3 separate regions of the Homo sapiens genome follow, and regions 1 and 3 are each linked to region 2. Evidence: chromatin contacts called from ENCODE Hi-C data. All regions are on one chromosome and are shown on one strand. Each heading gives the region's core, a stretch centred on a gene start or an enhancer-like site at or near the end of the contact. The rest is flanking DNA. Distances are from core to core; before and after follow the strand shown. Region 1 overlaps LOC105379182 (a long non-coding RNA gene). Region 2 has its middle 88 kb from the start of WSPAR. Region 3 has its middle 140 kb from the start of FSTL4.

Region 1 (3,413 bases), core at 226-2,725, 110 kb before region 2:
AGAGCTGTGATAACAGCAAGGTCATGAGGAGCCACAGAACCGGAGGAGGGGCCACAGAACTGGAGGAGGAGACACAGAACCAGAGGAGGGGCCACAGAACCGGAGGAGGGGCCACAGAACCAGAGGAGGGGCCACAGAACCAGAGGAGGGGCCACAGAACCGGACGAAGAGCCACTGAACCGAAGGAGGAGCCACAGAACCAGGGGAGGAGCCACAGAACGAGAGGAGGAGCCACAGAACCAGAGGAGGAGTCACAGAACCAGAGGAGGAGCCACAGAACCAGAAGAGGAGCCACAGAACTGGAGGAGGAGCCACAGAACCAGAGGAGGAGTCACAGAACTGGAGGAGGAGCCACAGAACCGGAGGAGGAGACACAGAACCGGACAAAGAGCCACTGAACCGAAGGAGGAGCCACAGAACCAGGGGAGGAGCCACAGAACCAGAGGAGGAGCCACAGAACCAGGGGAGGAGCCACAGAACCAGAGGAGGAGCCACAGAACCAGGGGAGGAGCCACAGAACCAGAGGAGGAGGCACAGAACTGGAGGAGGAGCCACAGAACCAGAGGAGGAGACACAGAACCGGATGAAGAGCCACTGAACTGAAGGAGGAGCCACAGAACTGGAGGAGGAGCCACAGAACTGGAGGAGGAGCCACAGAACAAGAGGAGGAGCCACAGAACCAGAGGAGGAGTCACAGAACCAGAGGAGGAGCCACAGAACTGGAGGAGGAGCCACAGAACCAGAGGAGGAGTCACAGAACCGGATGAAGAGACACTGAACCGAAGGAGGAGCCACAGAACCAGGGGAGGAGCCACAGAACGAGAGGAGGAGCCACAGAACCAGAGGAGGAGTCACAGAACCAGAGGAGGAGCCACAGAACTGGACGAGGGGCCACAGAACCTGATGAGGGGGCCACAGAACCGGAGCAGGGGCCACAGAACCCGGGAGGGGAGCCACAGAACCAGAGGAGGAGCCACAGAACCAGAGGAGGAGCCACAGAACCGGGGGAGGAGCCCAGAACCAGGGGAGGAGCCACAGTACTGGAGGAGGAGCCACAGAATCAGTGGGGGTTTGGGGAGGAGGGGTCATCCTGGCTGAATGTTGAAGAATGGTGGGATCTGAACAACTGAAGATGGGGAGGGCGAGGGGCCTGAGGTGGCCAGTGCAGAGAACAGCCTGAGTGCAGGCCAGTCTCAGCACATACACCTGCCACCCTGCTGCCAGGATGGTGGGCATGTGTCCTCGGACCACAGCCACCTTGATGACCATACACATTCCTGTTGCCTCTGCAGTCCTAGCTGGTTCTCTAGCAGCTCTATAATTCTGGAGGAGCAGTGTGCCCATCCCCTACTCCCTCTGAGCTTCCTCTCCACGCCTGAGAGGCATTTTATAAATAGCCTGTTGACAAAACCTTAAATATAATACCCCTGGGAGCTAAATTACCCAGTGGCACAGCTGTAAGTATGTAAGGGCCATCGGGGTGTGACCAGTGGGGCTGGCACATGCAGGGAGGGGCAGAGCATGGCGCTTTGCTCCTGGTCCATGTCCTGAGCATGACCAGGACTGGCCTGAAGGAGTGGGATAGGAGCTGTCTAAACAGAGAGCCCTTCCTCAGGGTCCTCTGTCCTGACCAGCTTCTTCTCTGAGACCATGAAAGAACAGAGCACATGGCTGGGGGCAGTTTGGGGAGGAGCCAGCCTCTGGGGTCAGGCCTGGGACCCTGCACCAGGATTCCACCTGAAGCAATTCAGCCTTAAGTAGTGGTCTGCATCCCAGGCCTGGGGGATCTGACTTCAGCCTGCTGGCCGCCCCCACTCACCACATTGTGGCCACAGGAGCCTTCTTCCATGACTTCATATGCATGAAACCCAGGTTCCCTGTGGGGTCCCTTGCCTGCCAGGACCCCACAGGACCTCCTTTTCTTACTCTTTTGACCAGCTTCTTCTATCTGCCCCTCAAATCCCAACCAAAATTGTGCAGATGGGCTTTCCCCTATCATTCCATCCCTGGCTTGGATGAAATCAGAGCCCCTGGTGTACACTCCTGTGTCCCTCAAATTCTAATAGTTATTATATACTCATTGTTGAGTATCATTGTCATTGCTGGCTGAATGCCTGCCATCATTGAAAGCTCTGAGGACAGGGCACTGTCTGGCTGTTGCTCCCTGTATCCCTAGCACTTAGCATGGGGCCTGGCACACCGTGGGTGTGCAGGGAGTGTGACTGAATGAAAGACGGAAACTTTAGCAGAGCCCACACCTCTTTAAAACTAGAAGCACCCATACTCCAACAGCTGAGACCTCCCTTCACCTCTCTGGAAACATCTGGCAAGCTCCACAACTCAGTCCAGCTGAAGGAAGTGGAAGGGCCAGCCAGACCTTGCGCCAGGGTGTCCTGAGGACATACAGCTGGGAGCACTGGGCTGTGATCTTTAGCCAGGCAGGAGTGGGATGGCAGGAGAGGCGGTGCCTGCCCTGCAGGATCCTGGTTGGTGCCATCGTGTCAGTCACCCGGAGTGGGCCACAGGGGACAGAGAGGCCACCTTACACTCTACAAGGCAGGTTGTGGAGAGGTGAGGCCTTCGTGGGCAAGGGCAACTGGGCAGTGTGGTCTGTTAGGGTGTCGGGAGTGTCAGGTGGGGAGGCAAAGCTCCAGGCTGTGTCAGGATGTCAGGAGACACAGAGGTGAGGCCACAGCGAAGGTACAGGACTCGCCGCAGTTCCTGCATCATGAAGCCCTTCCTGACGAGTCCAGGCTTTGCTGACCACACCAGCAGCGTTAAAGTGAAGACCTGGTCATGCAGATCTGGAAGGTTGGCGCCCCTAGGACAAGCCACAACCCAGCAGGTCCCAGGTGGGAGGGAGAGGGTTAGGCAGCAGTGAGCAGTTGGGCCCACCTGGGACCACAAGGTCCCCACAGGCTTTCAGGGCTCAGATGTGTGAGCGGGGGTGGGAGCGGAGGGGAGAGGCAGTGGAGGAGGGTACAGGGAGAGAGAAAGATGGGTGGGAGGAGAAAGTGGGGATGAGGAGGAGGAAGGGAAGTGGATAGAGAAGGAGGAGGGAGGAGCAGGGAAAGAAGAGGAATGAAGGAAGGGGTGAGGAGGGAGGGGAGCCCTGGCCGCATGGTCGTTGGGCAGGCCTGGTGCAGGCAGTGTGGCCCACATGCTGCCCCTCCAGACACGGGGCTCAGCCTGGTGGCCGGGGGCAGGGAGCCTCCTGGCCTAAGCCTCACATTCACAATTGCCTCTTTATATTTAGATGTTGGGGATGGTTCCAAGTGAGGTTTTAATGTTAGGAGCAGTTATTTGTTAAATGTAAGCATTTAAAACCTGCCACAGGATTTATATCCGCATCTTGGTATGTCTTTGGTTTTTAATCTATAAGAGGCCTGATAAAGTAAGTGGATGTGGTCCAG
Region 2 (3,479 bases), core at 857-3,356:
TATAGCCTGCAAGACCCCCAGTTGTGCCCATGCCTCATGCTCTGTCCTTTGTCAACCCTGGGTTGTTGAACATGACCCTCTTCTGCTTGAGGATGGCTCCAGAGAGGTGTGTGACCAGCCTTGTGTGCAATGTACAGAATTTGGGGTGAGATAGTGTGGAAGAAACCCATGGCTTTGTAGGTCTTTTCAGCCTGTGGAGGAAAATCATACAAGAGGAGTCCACAGACTTGGATGTCTTCTCTCTGGTCTTAAGAAAAACTCTTCTTTTGGTCACTGAAAAGTGATGTTTAAAGGATCTCCATGTTGGTGCTGATATATAAGAGAGTATTTGCACAGTGTCCACTCTCCATTTTCCTAGAGAAATCAATCCTCCTCGTCAGAAACTTGTGGTCCCAAGACTATCTGCATCCATATCAGCTGAGCTCAGGGGCAGTGTTGGGAGGCAGGCATCCGCGACACTCCTTAGTCAATATTCTCTGCCCTCCCAGCTCACCCTGACTTTGTTCAGTTGATCGCCCCGCTGCTGTCAGGAAGGCCTGTCCTTGAACATGGTTGAACGATTCATTACCTGTCAGAGGCAGCCAGGTGTGTCTGTGCTGGGGGCTCACTTAGTTGGCTTAGTAATTAAAAGCAAACAAAGCCTGGATGGAGACCTATTGGTGCTGCTGGGGGCGCTGAGGCAGAAACAAGCAGGCAGGCAGCCAGGTCCCAGAGCCGAGGATGATGCGGTATCATAAGAGGTGACAGAGTGCTGCTTCCCTGGAGTGGGGAAAGCAAATGGCTCCTCTGCAGGCCGTCTTTACGGACCCACAAAGTTCCTGCTCCCATCTGGGCCTGGGGCGGGACTGTCACTGGGCGTGCCATTGGGCCTTCTGTGGTGAGAGGGGAGGAGGGCAAGGCCTGTTCTCAGATCCCTGCCCTGCTGGGCCCTGTTATTGGAATCACACTGGGTGCTGGTGACATCCTAAGAAAAGACAGAATTTTAGTTATTAAGTCAGTGGCAGTGGTGGGATTCAAACCCAGTGCTTCCTGACTCTAAAAGCCAGACTCTTGTTTTATTCCCTTAGGTTGGGGTATAGACTAGGTTGAATAGGTGGTCCCCCAAAAGATGTATCTACGTCCCTGAGCCCAGTGTGTGTGACTTTATTTGGAAAAACAGTTTTGCAGGTGAAATTAAATTAAGGATCTTGAGATGGGGTGATACTCCTGGATTACCTAGGTGGGCCCTGCATCCAAGTGTCCTTGTAGGAGAAAGGCCAACGGGGGATTTGAGACACAGAGAAGACACACGAAGAGGAGGCAGTGTGGCCACAGAGGCAGAGGTTGGAGTGATGCGGCCACAAGTCAAGGAATGCTGATGGCCACCAGAAGCTGAAAGAGGCAAAGGCAGCTTCTCCCTTAGGGTCCCTGGAGGGAGTCTGGTGTGGCAGGATTCTGGGCTTCTGGGCTTCAGAACTGTGGGAGAATCATTTCTGTCGTTATAAGCCACCCAGTTTGTGGTCCTTTGTTATGGCAGCCACAGGAAACTAACATGGGTGGCTCAGCACAAGTCAAAGGCTGGGATTTTCAGTCCCTTTGCAATCACTGTGGCATCTTTTTAGATATCAGAGGCAGTCCTGTCAGGCTGAGCATGGAGCCATGTGGCGCCATCTGAATCCATCTCTCCAGGCCTCTGGTGACATCGCAAGCTGCCCTAGTCTCAGTGTCCCTCTCATGTAGCCTGGAGTCCCCAGCCATGGAGCGCAGTGGAAGCTGACCTGATGCTGCATGTACTTTTGTGAATTGATTTTGCTCAGCTCAGAAGTTGCCTGCTTCTCACCTGGAGGCAGTGGCAGGAAGTTGGTGGTGTTTGGGGCCTTTTGCCCTGAAGTGGCACACCCCTTCTGCAGCCTCACCGGCAGGCGACCTCAAGGAAGGTTATAAATAGCAGCCGGGGATGGGTTCTGAGTGCCTTGAGGTGGAAACACAATACTTGATGACAGCTGAGCACAGGGGGAGACAGCTCGATGCTGGGGGCCATTGCTTCTCCGCAGCTCTGACGGTAATCAGAGCAGGCAGATGTCACCGACAGCTGGAGCTAATGGGCTGTCAGACAGGGCCGGACCAACCTGGGACATCCTCCGTGCTCCCTGGCACAAGTCCAGTCCAGACCGAGGGCACTCAAGCATGGGACGCCAGGGGAACGGCTTTGATGCCTACTGGTGAGGGCCATGCCCCTCCCTGCCTGGTGAAGCCTTGTTAGGAGTTGGTGGCTCTCCTGCACCCACCCCCGCGGATAGTTTTATTTTTCATCAGTGGGAAATGGTCATTTGAATTACTGATGAGAGATTAAAACTAAGCTAATTCAGTTCAATTTCTTCAATAGACAAAACTATTGATAATTAACCTAGAAGCAAAGGTCAATGCAGTGGTAAATGGCTGCAGAGGCAGAGGAATTGCAATGAGGAGCTATTAGTTTGTGCTAAGGTGGAAATTATACAAGAACCATCTTGAGAAACACTTTGAAATGAGTTCAAGATTCCAGACCAAAGTTTGGTGCCCACCTGAAAGACCTGCATCTCAGCCTGGGGACTTTTGAGCATAGGATTGGCAGGGCTTGTTTCTTGACTATGAAGTCCTGAAAAAGGAGTGAGCTGTGGTTTCTGGGGGGTGTGTCCTTCAAGGTGGCGTGGGAGTAGGGAGACCTGAGGCCTGGTTTTAACTGGTTTTGACTCCTGAGTCTCTGTGTGAGTGCAGCGAGGCACTGAGTCCCTGAGTGACCTCAGTGTCTCTGTGAAGTGAGGAGGTGGAGCCAGGCCACTGAGCCTCTTCATCTCTGCCACCACGGACTCTTGCCCTGTGGTTGTAATGAATGATTCCAGGGACACCAGGAAAAGGTGGGCAGGAAGCTGTGGTGCCCTCTCTATTTTTACACACAGCCACCCTCTGAAGGGGATTCACGCTGTGATTTATTAACTTGTCTGTCTGTGGAGTTGGGTGTCTTGGTGGGAGTCCTGGACTCAGGTACCATTTAGCAACCTTGAGAGTTCAAAGGGCTCAGCCATTGGACATGGTATGTGGTGGTTTCCCGGTGCATGCCTGGCTCCACCTCTCCCCTGCTCAAGGATGCCTGCGTGCTTTGGGCAGGAAAAGCCAAACTTGGTTGCTTTGGCAACAGGGGTCTTGGTGAGAAGCTGGTACACAAGCAGGTGCTTCCAGTGTGCCAGAGAAAGGCACAGGGCCTTCTTCGCCCCGAGTCTTCTTACTTCTCTGATGGAGCTGAGTCATGCATCACCTCTTGTTTAATGGTGGTGAAATATACTCAGGTACTCTGATACTGTGAAATATACATTTGGTCTTCATCTCCCTTTCCTGGCAAGAGATCCTGAAGCCCTGGAATCTCTAGAGGGATATGAGTGTCTTTTGTCTGCTTCTGAGATGGCTGGTGGCCCCTAAATAGCCTCAGGATGGGGGCACATGCCTTGTTCTGTGGATCTCTT
Region 3 (3,191 bases), core at 545-3,044, 72 kb after region 2:
GAGAGACAGTTGTGAGAAAGAACAGGGTTGTTTTATGCTTATACCCGCCAGGTGCTCCCCTTGGAGTCCAAAGCATTGTGGAAGGTGAGTCTCAGCTCCCAGTGCTAAGAAACAGTCCTCCTGTAAAGCAGAGAGCTGGCTATGATCTACATGGAGAAGGGTGCTTTGGGTAGTGATGCTGGGGCTGGATTTTGAAGATGCAAGTAGAAGCCCATCAGGCAGAAAAAGGGGAGTGCACATTTATGCCAAGATTTGAGGTATGCTGAAATGTGGGTGAGGTCTAGAGTATGTGTGAGAGGTGGTGGGCAGGGGGAGGAGAGGATGTGAGGGTCTGATGGAAGAGGTGCTTGAGTTTTACTGCTTTGGGTTTAGGGCCATTTCTGAGCCAAGAGAGCTGGTGGAGGAAGGATAATGGTGGTATCCTGTCTATAGCAGGTGGAGGGGCAGGTTCATTGCTGCTTTTATTGTCCCGGGACCAGCTCTTGGTCATCAGAATGTTTAGAGAGAATAAAAATGATATTTCCAGGCAACTGGGACAGAGTGAGAGTGCTATCCTGGGTGTAGGTTGATAACAGCTCACAGCTGCATCCCTTTCTAGGAATTGCCCTTGGCCAAAAGGAACTGCATTGCCCAAGGGGTCATGGAAACTTAGAAAGAAATGGTTGCCAGAAGGAGGGAGTGATGGGTAGAGAAGGAAATCTGAGAGTTTCCATGGAGTTGGCAACGAAGAGGTCATTGGTGACTTTGGCAGGAGGAGCCTATGAGGAAGGGTGAGGTCTGGCTTGCAGGGGGATGGAGGCCATGTGGGAGGCAATGAGGAGGAGGAGCAAGAGCTGGGTCTTGAAGGAAGGGTGGGAAGTGGGGTATGGGAAGACCTGCCAGACAGAGGGGATAATGTACACGAAGGAACCCAGGCTAAAATAATCCAGTTTGACTTCAGGGTGTGGGGGAAGGTGGGAGGGATGGCTGGAAAGGTGGATGGTGTCCAGGAATGTCTGTCTTAAACGGTAGGCTCTAGAGTTAGAGCAGAATCAACATGTTGTCTTCACACGTCTGAGCTCCACTGGGCTCAGGATACTGCCCTCTAGTGAGCACTGGGCATTTTGTCCCCAGAGCGTGGACCTGACAGGTATTTTGACCATGGTCTCTTGGGCTTGGTGTTTATGAATGCAGACATAGTGGGTTTTCTGAGGTGAGCCTCATTAAACTAGTTTAATTCCTTCATCAGTTTTCTATCCTGTCTAGTAAACTTATTTGTAATACTAATTTTACTAAAATTATTTCAAAGAATTTAATTCTGTTTTGTGTAAACTATACAGGGAGGATTGAATACATCTATCAAACTATCCATTATAACTTCTGCCATTGTGAATTTTTGTGTGGCCATTGTTTCTTTCAAATCCAATTTACGTGGACAAATATTTGCAGATCTAAATTTTATTAGGACATTTTGATCTTTTTATATATATATATCTTTTAGCTCTAACAAAGTGTGCAGTGTGGAATTTTAATCATTGTCAGTTCTATTTCATAGCAATTATACCTTCTAATAAACTTCATTATGACTAGGATAAAAATTGATAGTTTGTATTTATTTTCTTCACTAACTTATTACAAAATGAAGACTAGGCTCCCTGAGGTGGTTCCGGTTTGCTCTCTTGTCTAGAGTTGGATGATTGAATTGTAAGTCAAATTCTCTTGTCTGACTCTGATTACTTTGTATGCTGTGTATAAGTTGTCTCCACTGTTGGCGGAACATGGGGCTGGGATATCCTCAGGGCACGAATGGTACAGCAGAGCTTCCTGCCTGGGTTCCCCACTATTAGTCATTATGCTAACACTCACAGCCATTTTCTTATTGCAATCTCCTTTTTTATCCTATTTTATAGAGGCTGAAACTGCAGCTTAGAGAAGTTAAGGGGCATAACTGGGACTTGAACCTAGGCTTATCTGCATTTAAAGTCCATAGTTTAAACACTGGGCTGCACTATGGTTCACTGTATTGGTGTGCCCAGACAGCCACTCACTACCTGATGCTATGCAGGAATGGGGAGAGTTGGTTATGGTCACAGAATGTCTGGGCCAGACCTTCCCTGCCACTACACACACACACACACACACACACACACACACACACACACACACAGAACAAATGTGGACCCACAAAGGCCCAGGGGAGAGAAGGGATAAGTCCAGGCAGGGTCAAATAGTTATTGAGTGGTACAGCTGGCTGGAACCATGTGTCCAGTCCCCTGGCCAGCCCCTAGTGAGAGTTACCACCTGGCTTAGCTCAGTTTCCCATATAAGTGTCTGTGAATCTTCTCCAGCTCATCGAGTGGCCAATTTGATGGGGGAACCAGGCAATGTGAGCCACCTGAGATTAGGGACTCCTGGGTCCCACCCTCCCTTATTTCAGAGGAGTTGGGAGAACAAGCATCAGTGATGAGGGCTGTTAAGTCACTGAGTAGAAGTAACCATGCCTGCCAGTGGACACATGCCCATCTGGGGCTTTTGTGACTCTCAGCAGGGTCCAATTTTCATTTTCTGGTTATAAGGAGCCAAAAGAACCCTCCAGATCTCATTTCCCTGTTTGCAAGATGCAGAGCAGGGAGCAGAGGAGAAGGCTGCCCCTTCAGTTTGTGGGCCTGGGAGCAAGTCTGGTTTGCCTTTATTGTGAATAATGCATACAGGTAACTTTGGTCTTGACCACAAAAAGACTTTTTCTTTTTGTTGTTATAACATATTTACATTTTCTGATTATATAAGGGTAGCTGGTTCATTGTGGTGTAGTTTTCTTTTAAAGGGGTTATTTCATAACAACCATTATACTTAGAATCAAAATAGTATGAGAATCACAAAGAGGTCTTGTTTTTTCTTTTCTTTCTTGAAAATCCACATTCACATGAAGAAAGAAAGTGTGGGGCTCAGAGCGCAAGAAAATAACTGCAACTTGACCTCATTAGAAGGGGAGAGAGCTGGTCGACCAGTAACAGGCTGTGGTAGCTTTTCTCTGTGTGAGATTCTGGGGTGTCTGTGCTGGCAGCACTGACCCTTGACCCCCCTGCCCCCTATGACCCCTGCACAGTGACAAATGATCACTGTTATATAGGCAGTGGAAGAGGACTTTCAGAATTCCACATCTCAGTTATTTTCCACGAATGCTAGGAAAGGAAGCCCTTTAATTTAATTTA

The links. A loop is a pair of places that touch in the nucleus more often than their neighbours do. Pooled maps may share reads with other maps.
Region 1: a loop to region 2 is called in a pooled map, with 6 times the contacts of the local background. The contact joins two enhancer-like sites. A Hi-C loop is called at or near these places in 23 of 37 single-sample maps with no recorded cell type and 7 of 50 pooled maps.
Region 3: a loop to region 2 is called in a pooled map, with 5 times the contacts of the local background. The contact joins two enhancer-like sites. A Hi-C loop is called at or near these places in 1 of 168 maps with a recorded cell type or tissue (posterior cingulate gyrus), 4 of 37 single-sample maps with no recorded cell type and 4 of 50 pooled maps.

Annotation. Positions count from the first base shown.
Region 1 is chr5:133,933,398-133,936,810 of GRCh38, reverse strand. The region is part of intron 3 of LOC105379182 (a long non-coding RNA gene); the gene reads left to right. Among named protein-coding and RNA genes, the nearest start is that of WSPAR, 21 kb to the right of the region's middle. RefSeq lists an enhancer at 3,016-3,413. Within about 2 kb of position 1,475, at least 4 of the 41 ENCODE cell types and tissues checked have a DNase peak (open chromatin) inside an H3K27ac peak, as active enhancers do.
Region 2 is chr5:133,824,383-133,827,861 of GRCh38, reverse strand. It overlaps a transcript of FSTL4 not described here. Among named protein-coding and RNA genes, the nearest start is that of WSPAR, 88 kb to the left of the region's middle. RefSeq lists an enhancer at 2,993-3,042. Within about 2 kb of position 2,106, at least 6 of the 41 ENCODE cell types and tissues checked have a DNase peak (open chromatin) inside an H3K27ac peak, as active enhancers do.
Region 3 is chr5:133,752,639-133,755,829 of GRCh38, reverse strand. It overlaps a transcript of FSTL4 not described here. Among named protein-coding and RNA genes, the nearest start is that of FSTL4, 140 kb to the right of the region's middle. Within about 2 kb of position 1,794, at least 2 of the 41 ENCODE cell types and tissues checked have a DNase peak (open chromatin) inside an H3K27ac peak, as active enhancers do.